Regions from separate parts of the Homo sapiens genome. Here all the other regions are linked to region 3. A link is a contact called in ENCODE Hi-C or POLR2A ChIA-PET data. All regions are on one chromosome and are shown on one strand. Each heading gives the region's core, a stretch centred on a gene start or an enhancer-like site at or near the end of the contact. The rest is flanking DNA. Distances are from core to core; before and after follow the strand shown.

Region 1 (3,322 bases), core at 61-2,560, 2.3 Mb before region 3:
CGTCCACGTCACCACCCGGTGTAACCAACGGGCTCGGAACGCAGGCACACGCAACATTCCAGGCGAGAGCGGGTTTGGAACGCGCAGACACGCCACATTCCACACTGGCTAAAGCGGGGCGCAGCGAGGGGGGCCCGGGGGCTGACCCCCAGCGACCCGCGGGCCATTTCGCAAACGCCCAATTAGCCCGGCTTTCACCCAAACCCCGGACGCGCAGCCCAGCCCAGCTCTGGGAGGCGGGGTCAGGCGGGGCTGGCCAGGATCATAAGACACGCGATGTCATTTCATTCTGCAAAGGCCGCCTCCGCCCCAAGCGGCGCGTAGATCTGCCGGGAGCGCCCCCCGCACCCTCCCCACGGGGCCAGGGAAGCCGAAGAGCTGCTCCGCGTAGAGTAGTCCCCACCCCCACTCCGTTACACACACGCCCACTCGTGTGCTATACACACGCCCGTGTACACGTCCGTTCATCTGCTCTTCCCGAGGCTCACATCACACATCCCCCGTGCACACACGCACGCACACGCGAGCCTGCCACCCCCACGCAACACCATTCCTCACCCCACCCCCCGGCTCACACATCCTCAGTGCCACCGAGGGCTCCGCTGGCCCACGCAAAAGCAGCCCACCACAGAAGGGGCACAGGGGTGCCACGCAGCCGGGGTGGCGCCCGCAGGAGCCAGGTCCCTCGCAGCATGTTAATGAATTCATTAATTAATTTCACTGCCCACATCACCCCTCCCCAGGCGGCGGCTCTCGCGGGGAGCCGTGCGCTGCCAGGCTCCGCAGGCCGCCCGGGAGGGGGCCCTGTCCGCGGTTTCGCGTGGGTTCGGGGACCGGGGTCACTCGCTTCCCCTTCCCCAGTGCCCCAGGGGCCCAGCCCGGCCGCTCACCACGTGCTCTCTGTTGTTGCTGCGCTTGCCATTCCAGGAAGCGGGCCGCCTCCAGTAGCGTCTCTATGCTCATCGCGCCGAGAGCTGCCGGGGGCGCGCCGGGGCCGAGGCTGCGGCCCGCGAGCCGGGCACAGGTCAGGCTGGCGGGCAGGCAGGAGGGAGGGATCACCTCCGGGGGGCGACAGGGCTGGGCGGCGCAGCGCACTCCGCAGGGAAGAACGGGGGAGCACGGGGAGAAAAATCAATGTCTCTCAAAATATTTGCAAAATATAAAATTGCAAATTTAAAAAAATGGGATGCAAAAAAAAAAAAAAGGCGGCACTGCCTCCCTTCTTCCCCTCCCTCTCTACCTCCCTTCCGATGCCTCCCGCCCCGCGGCCCCCGGGAGTCCCGCCGACAAGAAAGGGCTTTGCAACAAGATGGCGAGGAGGCACCGACACACACAACAAGGGAAGGAGCCGCGCTGCCCCCGGCCGCCGCCCCCGCTACTACACCGGGGCCACAGCCAAAGCCCGGACCGGAGCCCCCGCCCGCAGGGCCGCGGCGTCTCGCGAAGGGAGGGGCGGGTCCTGCGCTGCTGGCCCCGCCCCCCGGATCCGGCGCGCGCACACGTGGCCCGGGCAGGGAGGGAGAGGTCCGAGCGGGGTGTGCGCGCCGCGGTTCCGCTTTCCTGCTGGCCCCGCCCCGGCTGCAAGCCACAAGTTGGGCCGGGGCGGTGCGTTTGGGTCGTTCACGACGAAATCTGTCCTGCTGGAGGGAGGGTAGGGTGAACAATTCAAGATTTAACAGAGTTCCAACCAGGATATTCCGGGTCAGGGAAACCTTGGGAATGGCAGAGACTGGCCTGACCCTGGGTCTCCACGCTCCACCCACTCGCGACCTAAATCCCGCAATCGCCGGGCTGTCGCAATTCCCCCGGGATCCGCCCCTGGGCGGAGCTGCCGGCGACTGGAGACTGTCAAGAGAACCAGCGGAGGGAGCGGAGCGGCAGTCCGGCTCCGCGTTTTGTCTCCGTTCCTCCCCCCGCAGTGCGTTCGCATCCTATTAGGGGACGTCACCGGGCCGCGAGCCAATGGGCGGGCAGGACAACACGGCATGGAGCAGCTCCACATGGACACCCCGCGCCGCCAGCCTTCGGTTTAAAGGGCCAGTGTCTGCAGGTCACATTCGCGGGTGCGGATGGGGCCACTGGGCGAACCCAGGGTGGGATGCCGTAAGGGGAATCCCGCAGTCGTGCCCTGGCCTCTCCATTCCTTTTCACCACCTTCCATTTAAAACCAGGCCTTTATCTTTCCTTCCCCTGAACTCCAGTCTTTGTCCACGCGTATTCGATGTGGGTGGAGATACGGACTGTGCCACCCCATGGGCCACCCTTTCCTCTGGGGCCGGGGCCAGGGCGGGGAACACGAAGCGCCCGCAGCCCAGACCGGGGGGCGTGGCCCAAATCGGGAACAACAACGTGGAGGGCGGAAGCCCGGCCCTCCCCGCGCCTGGCGACCGGCGGTGGGCGGGGCGCGGGGGCGGGGTCCGCTGCGGCCGGCTGGAACCGCGCTCCCCAGAGGGAGGGACCCCCCGTCGCCCGCCCGCCCGCCCGCGTCTTCCGGGCTCGAGTGTTTAGGGGAGCTCGGGTGCAATCGGAGAGTTAGCTCTTTGAGGCCGGCTGCCCTTAAATCCTCTCACTTCACACATAAGGAAACTGAGGCCGTGACGGCCAAGGACTCGCCTAAGGTCGTTCCGTATTCCACCTGCTCCTCTCTCCCGAAGCGGGGGCACTCTTCCCTGACCCCAGGGACGACTCTGAAGCCAGTTCTGGAGGAGGGCCCCCAATTAGAAAAATGCCAGGGAGGAATAGCAACCCTGACCACTTAACACACTGTGATTGGGGCAACAAAAATCTTCACCTGAGACCCAACTCCGCTGTTCTGCTTCCTCGGTGGAAGCCACACGAACCCCACTGGTACAGCGGCAGCGATAGACCCCAGGCGGCTGAAAGCTTATTTGGAGCGTCCCGGAGCATGTCGATTGTGCTGTGCCAGTGCAGGGGGAGTACCCCTCAGTTCTGGCCCCAGGCTCCATTCTTTGCTAACCGGTCCAAGAAGTGGGGGGGCAGTCAGTGCCAGTGGGTTTAGAACTCCTCAGCCGCGGCTTCAACATCACACACAACCAGAAAGCAAACCTTCATGAGGCTGAGAGGCAGGCCGCCCTGCCAATACATTCCATCACATGGCACCCTCGGAGCGTTCCTATTTTAGGGACTGGTTGGAAGACAGCTAGAAACATAGAAAGCAGGCAAAATGTTTGCTGGCTTTACTCCTTTCCTTTGAGGGCATCGTCATGCATCCTAGGGGGGAAAAATCTGCACAGATCCTGGAAATCAAGAACTTCGTGAACCAGAGGAAGGGGGCTGTTTGCCAGTACTAGTCTACAGAGGC
Region 2 (3,376 bases), core at 750-3,249, 2.5 Mb after region 3:
ATTACCATTCACCAAGAATTTCCCGTGTGCCACACACGTGAACTAACCATTTCATTCTGTGATTTTCTCCATGTCACAGATGAGATCAAGACACAAAATTTAAATAAATTGTCCAAGATTACATTGCTGACAACTAGAAAAACCTTGCCTTAAAGCCAAGATAACTCCCAAGATAGTATCAGCATCCCCATGTCAAACAATCTTTCTAGCTAGAGTCCAGTTTGTTCAGTTCTTCTAAAACCCATGCTATCCCAACTTAATCCAGCCTGCCTTCAAAAAAGCAGAGGTTGGGCCGGGCGCGGTGGCTCACGCCTGTAATCCCAGCACTTTGGGAGGCTGAGGCGGGCGAATCACGAGGTCAGAAGTCAGAGACCAGTCTGGCTAAAACGGTGAAACCCCGTCTCTACTAAAAAATACAAAAAATTAGCCGGGTGTGGTGGCGGACGCCTGTAGTCCCAGCTACTTGGGAGGCTGAGGCAGGAGAATGGCGTGGACCCGGGAGGCAGAGCTTGCAGTGAGCTGAGAATGCGCCACTGCACTCCAGCCTGGGCGACAGAGCGAGACTGTCTCAAAAAAAAAAAAAAAAAAAAGCAGAGGTTGAGGACCCAGAAGGCTCAGCCCCAAAGACCATAAACACAAAAGGGCTTTCTCTGCATTATTTACACGCCAATCTAGTCCAAGATAGCCCTGAATGTCCCAAATTACCCTAGGATAGCCCAATCTATTCTAGCACAGCCTACAATGCCCCCACACGCAGCTGTCTGCACCAGTCTAGATTGGAACATCCCAATACGGCTGCCTGTGCTAGCACAGGCCCCAACAGCCTTGTCTGCCCCTATACCGAGTGCTCCAATAAAACCAAGTCTTGCCCCAAGAGAAACCAGGATTAACCAATACAACCCAGTAGAGTCCATAATGGCCCAAGTGTTTTTTGTTTTTTTTCTGAGACGGAGTCTCGCACTGTCGCCCAGGCTGGAGTGCAGTGGCGCGATCTCGGCTCACTGCAACCTCCGCCTCCCAGGTTCAAGAGATTCTCCCTGCTTCAGCCACCCAAGTAGCTGGGACTACAGGCGCGTGCCCCCACGCCCGGCTAATTTTTTGTATTTTTAGTTAGTAGAGATGGGGTTTCACCGTGTTAGCCAGGATGGCCTCGATCTCCTGACCTCGTGATCCGCCCGCCTCAGCCTCCCAAAGTGCTGGGATTACAGGCGTTACAGGACTCCTGAGAACGTACTAAACAACCAGACAATGGATCAATTTACTCAGTACAGACTAGAATACTCCAACATAAACCAGTATGCCCCCACCTATTCCAGTAAAGCCTAATCTTGTCTAATCTGGTTTAGGATATCCTAGTCTGTCCGTGTGCCTCAATCTATCCAAGCATAACCTTGTCCATCCTGGGATAGTCAACCTACCTCAGCATAGTACAATCTGCTCCACCATAGGCCAGAAAATCCCAGTGTGGCCCAAAGTAGACGTGTGCCCCTCCATGTCGCCCAATCCACTCTAGCAAAGCCCCCGCCGGTCCTATCTAGGCCTTGCGCTCACCCGAAATCCTGATCCATAGACTTGAAAAAGTACTTGGCGCCCGCGGGCCGCTGCAGGACGCTCTTGAAATCGCCGAGGGTGATGCGCTCGGCGGGGACAGGGATCTTCACCAGGTAGGGAGTCTCTTCCTCATCCAGGTGGTAAATCACCTTCGTCTCCCCAACCCCACCGCCCCCAGTGCTGCTACCCGCCATGGTCTCGCCCGCGCGCTCCCGGGCTCCACCGCCCACCCAAAGGGCTAATGGCCCCTGCCGCGCCTGCGCACACCCGCAAACCGACGCGCGAGCGCGGACAGGACTGACCCAGTACGGGAGAGAAGCAAAGGGGAAAAAGCACGGATCTGCGAGGGTGGCGGCGGGGGGCGGGCCGCGGGGTGCGACTCAAAGCCCCGGTCTCAGCGGCCGCCGCGCGCCACCGCCACCGACGCCGCGAGCTTCCTCCAGGTACCCGCCCACCTCTCCTCATGTCACGTGACTTAAAGGCAGCCACCCCGCGCTCCTCAGCCGCCCTCCGTCACGTGATCCCCTCCCAATCACGTGACCGTCTGACTCCGCCTAGTGCCCCCGCCACATGATCGCTGCCTTCAGCAACGGTCTCCCAGCCCCCAAACGTGTACCCCAGCCGAGGTCCTCTGAGCACCCAGGCTAAGCTGGCCTGTGCCTTCAGGAAACGGACCATCGGCTCCCACCCCGCTTTACCCCACCCACGATGGAGCACGAAGCAACTCTGACCCGCAGGAGTGTGCGTGCAGGGAGTGAAGGTGGGGACTGTGGGGGTTCCTAGACTCGAGTGGGGAGGGCCAAATACAATGAAAGCTCTAAGGTGGCTTACTTGTCTTGGGGTGGGAAAGGCCCAGTGCTGTGATATCTTCAGATTGGACTTTGAGACGTGGGTTTCAGCCCCACCTCCAGCTAGTCTTCAGCCACCAAAGCCTCCCTCCCGAGCAGGACAGTGAGGGCTATAAACACAAAAGAGCCCACTCTGCTTTATTTACAACACGCAGGCTGTCTGTACAAACAGCGGCCGATATTATTAAAAACAAAAGAGGTGAGTGAGAATCGTCACCTTTCTGCTTTCCTTCCTCACTTGGCCAGGCTCTAGTACTCCACCTTTGAGCTGCCATGCCCAATAGGGGAAGTCCAAAATTAAAAATACAACCGGTGTAGAAGAAAATAAATGGGGAGTGAAATAGAAGAAAAGATGAGGGAGGGGAGTGCTAATATTTACACTAGAGTTTTATAGACAACTGTCCCATTCCATCCCAATTCCAATCCTGACCCAGAAAGTGATGGTGGCAGGTCCAAGAGACAGAGATTATGTGTCGGGACACAGACAGCCTCCCATCCCCAACCGTAATGGATTCAATTTCAAGTCCACAGAGTGGGGAGGAAGGATAGGGTGGGAAAGTGAGACACTCATTTTCAAACAAGTCTCCCTTGAGAATTCCTGCCTTGAAGTGCAGACAGTATCCAAGCTCCAGGGGATAGGCTGAGGACCCTGAGGCTCAGTTCCCAAATCATGTTGTCATTTGGAAGTTCCAGGCTAAAGTTGGTGCCATCAGGGCTCTCCAGATTTGGGAGGCCCCCCTAACCGCCGGGCCTCTGGCCTCAGTTCCTTGCATTTCTGGCAATAAAAGAAGTCGGGGACGTTGGTCTTCTTAATCTTAGCACAGGAGAGGTGGATCCACGTCCCACACAGGCTGCACTCAATCATGGGCCGCCCTGCAAAGGGCTTTCGACAGTAACATGTGATCAGATCCCATGAGTCATCACCTGGGGAAAAAAAGGTTTGTTTGGTATTCTGCCTGAGCTGTTGGATCCACAAC
Region 3 (3,323 bases), core at 57-2,556:
GCCACTCCGAGTGCGGAGCCGCCGAGCCCACGCCCACCCGGAACTCGCGCTGGCCCGCAAGCACCGCGCGCAGCCCGGGTTCCCGCCCGCGCCTCTCCCTCCACACCTCCCCGCAAGCTGAGGGAACCGGCTCCGGCCTTGGACAGCCCAGAAAGGAACTCCCACAGTGCAGTGGCGGGCTGAAGGGCTCCTCAAGCGCGGCCAGAGTGGGTTCCAAGGCCGAGGAGGCGCCGAGAGTGAGTGAGAGCTGCCAGCACGCTGTCACCTCTCACCACTGCACTCCAGCCTCGGCGACAGAGTGAGACTCTGTCTCAAAAAAAAAAAAAAAAACAAGAAAAAGAAAAAAAACTTCTGCGCATCCTTCAGAAAGACTGTCCTCATCTGTTCCCCGCTCTGGACAGCCTGCACTCCCTCCACCCCCGCCCGGGCCAATTGCTGTTAGCGGCTGTGTCTTCTGACTCAGACCTCTGTAATAGCATTCCTGGGTAATACCTGTGTATGTGTCTCCTCAACTATTCTAGGAAGGCAGGGGCCATGGTAATTCGTATGTGTCCCCATCGATTGGCATAGTGAATAGCATAACATAGGCACGGATGGATGGGTCCATAGATGGACCGATGGATGGGAGCGGGTGAGTGAGTGGATGTTAGCTGGGATGGGTGGGTGAAGGAGATGGATAGTCAGAGACATTGGAAAAGGGAACCCTGCGAAGATCAAATGCAAACACCAGGAGGAGCTGACACGCTGCAGTGAAGAAGCGGGAGGGCTGGCCACAGAAGGCGGCACGCTCCGAGTGGAGCAGGTGAGCGGCGCGCACTGAAGCAAGCATCACGCAATTGAACCGCTCACCCACGTGTTCCCCCCCACCATCCTCCTTCCCAGACGGCGCTTCAGCTCATTCCACCGCCCCCAGCAGCCCGGTCGCCCCCACCGCCACTGAGAAAGCAAACAAAGGGGAGGAGACCCCTGCAGGTTCTGGATGCCGAAGGCCAATCGAAAGACTTAGATCCCCTGGAAGGCGGGCGCCTTGGTTTAGGGGGGTCCAATCGGTTTCAAGGGGTTGCAGCGGGGCGGGGAGATGGGCGGGAGGAGTGGGAGCTGGCCCCGCGCGCGGGGGAGGGCTACCAGGCTGGGAAGGAGCGCGAAGGGCTGGGGGCGGAGCCAATGGCCCCGCGTGTCTGCTAGGAGAGGGCGGGCAGCGCCGCGGCGCGCGCGATCCGGCTGACGCATCTGGCCCCGGTTCCCCAAGACCAGAGCGGGGCCGGGAGGGAGGGGGAAGAGGCGAGAGCGCGGAGGGCGCGCGTGCGCATTGGCGCGGGGAGGAGCAGGGATCTTGGCAGCGGGCGAGGAGGCTGCGAGCGAGCCGCGAACCGAGCGGGCGGCGGGCGCGCGCACCATGGGGGAGAAACCCGGGACCAGGTAAGGGAGGTGGGGCCACGCGGCGGGGCATGGGCGGCGGCTCGGGGCGGGGGCTGGGACGGTCCCAGACGAGGGCGCAGCGGAGAGGATCTGGGGGCCGGACGCCTGGGTCCCTAGGGACAGCCATCCGGGGCCGCACGCGCAGGTCCTCGAGGATAATGAGGGTGGGGGGGAAATGCCCGGGCCCCTGCAGAAAGCGAGGCCTGAGGGGGATCAGAAAAACCGGTGTCGGGGTTCTCGCAGGGATGTGGGGCCAGACTACTGGGCTCTCCCGTGCAGGCTGCGATGCAGGGATGGAGGAAGGAGGAGCAGGTGGCTGGCCCCGAGGGGTCGTGTACGGGGAGGCTGGATGCCGGGACGGGGGGGATCCACTCCAGACTCGCGCCAAGCCAATGGAAAGCCTCCTATCCAATATCCCCCAGGTAGTCGCGCTGCCCACACCTGTCCCGAGGGCCGGGTGGCTCCTCACCCAAACTTCTACCTTCCCTTGGGTTGCCAGGAGCAACAGCTTCATCTTGGGGGAGCCGAGTGCGTGGCGACCCTCCCTGAAACTAGATCGTATCCCTCTCTCTGGGGGTGGGGGAGGCAGTATTCACCCTGGGCGCGCGTCCACTCCCCGGATGTTTTCTGTGCAATCGAGGCTCTTTCCTTCCACTGATACCCCGAGTTCTCTTTTTTGGTCTCTAGCAAAATCCACTTCCTGTTGTGACTCAACACCCCCAAGGGGCAAGGGGTGGATGCCTGAGTCGCAGGGGAGCGGGAGCAAAAGACGAAAAGGTTGGGGCTGTAGGCCTCAACTCAGAGGGTATCAGGAATAGGGAATTGGTCCTGAGCTCTGGCTTGCTCTGCAAAACATCATATCAACCCCACTTCCAACCTATAGAGTATGAGAACCCGGGTTTCTGAGCATCAAGTAGACGAGCATCAGAAAGAGATCATCAGAGAGATGATCCGTCTCCTGGATCAGGGTTTAAACATCCCAGAGAAAGGGGAAGTTGCTGACTTGTGGGAGGCCCCTGATTTCCGTCATGTGGTTCAGGGAGTGGGACGGATGGACCAAAGGAGACTGCTAACTTGGCACAATTTCCCTCACCCCCATGAAATTCTGGGCCACAGGAAATGGAGCGAATAGCAGGAAGTGTGAAAGGACATCTGCTTCAGCTACCCCTGCTCCCACTGGGCACCTCCCTGGTCATCCCCACACTCTGCCTCCTTGGCCAGCCTAGTATATGCACGCTGCTCCTCCCCAGCCTGGCAGGAGGTGGCTGGGTTAGGATCCAAAGGGCAAGTGCCTTGCAGCTGCTCCAGGGCAATTGCCCCAGAACCACACTCCAGTTGGCCCACTGATTGTGGCTGTCACAGCCCTGTGCCAGGGCTCCTAATGGGAGGACACCCTGGGACAAAGAGGAAAACCAGAAGCAAAGGGGAGGGAGAGCCTGGATGATGCCACGGCACTCAGCTCCCAAGTTGGGATGAAAGATAGGGTGTTTATTCTAGCGGCTACCATATCGATGTGTATTCTCTTTTATTGGTTAGGAATACCTGGGGCCCTCCATACCCTTTGCCTTACAACCTTTGGACAGCTTGGCTTTCTGGGAAGAAGGGGCAAGTGAAGTTGTAGCAGAAACTGGGCCTATGGTAGAAACCATGTAGGGCCAAAGGCCAGGGTCATTGCTCTCCTATATGCTCCAGCTGTCAGAGCTGGAGACCAGATGGAAAGATGGTTAGGTCTTACCCAGACACTGTGGTAACCTGCCCATTGGGGTCCTCTGGGAATGGGGTGGTAGACTTGGAAGAGGGATGGGCTAGTTGGCAGGATTTCACGTTTCTGCTATCTATCTGAGGATCCTTTCCAGGGATCACTGCTGAGGCAGAGTGGATTGGAAGGAGTAAGGTGGTGCTTC

Evidence for each region. Hi-C counts contacts between places; a loop is a spot of excess contacts on that map. ChIA-PET counts read pairs that join two places held with the same protein, here RNA polymerase II (POLR2A). Pooled maps may share reads with other maps.
Region 1: a map of B cell shows a loop between it and region 3 (19-fold over the local background). The contact joins the promoter of MNT here to the promoter of ARRB2 in region 3. A Hi-C loop is called at or near these places in 2 of 168 maps with a recorded cell type or tissue (B cell and naive thymus-derived CD4-positive, alpha-beta T cell), 1 of 37 single-sample maps with no recorded cell type and 7 of 50 pooled maps.
Region 2: a loop to region 3 is called in a map with no recorded cell type, with 6 times the contacts of the local background. The contact joins the promoter of DVL2 here to the promoter of ARRB2 in region 3. A Hi-C loop is called at or near these places in 1 of 37 single-sample maps with no recorded cell type and 4 of 50 pooled maps. POLR2A ChIA-PET finds 5 or more read pairs at or near these places in 1 of 52 experiments (activated T-cell).

What each region holds. Positions count from the first base shown.
Region 1 is chr17:2,399,750-2,403,071 of GRCh38, forward strand. MNT (MAX network transcriptional repressor) reads right to left here and starts at 1,311. Exons shown (of 6, transcript NM_020310.3): 1 at 891-1,311. The coding sequence starts at 963. RefSeq lists silencers at 1-276, 797-856, 1,007-1,086, 1,277-1,586, 2,237-2,556 and enhancers at 1-566, 1,857-1,906, 2,278-2,848, 2,849-3,322.
Region 2 is chr17:7,232,518-7,235,893 of GRCh38, forward strand. It overlaps DVL2 (dishevelled segment polarity protein 2), which reads right to left and starts at 2,000. Exons shown (of 15, transcript NM_004422.3): 1 at 1,552-2,000. The coding sequence starts at 1,745. It overlaps PHF23 (PHD finger protein 23), which reads right to left. Exons shown (of 5, transcript NM_024297.3): 5 at 2,521-3,323. The coding sequence ends at 3,109. RefSeq lists a silencer at 1,738-2,037 and an enhancer at 2,148-2,197.
Region 3 is chr17:4,709,326-4,712,648 of GRCh38, forward strand. It overlaps ARRB2 (arrestin beta 2), which reads left to right and starts at 1,307. Exons shown (of 15, transcript NM_004313.4): 1 at 1,307-1,419. The coding sequence starts at 1,397. RefSeq lists an enhancer at 925-1,094 and a silencer at 1,024-1,553.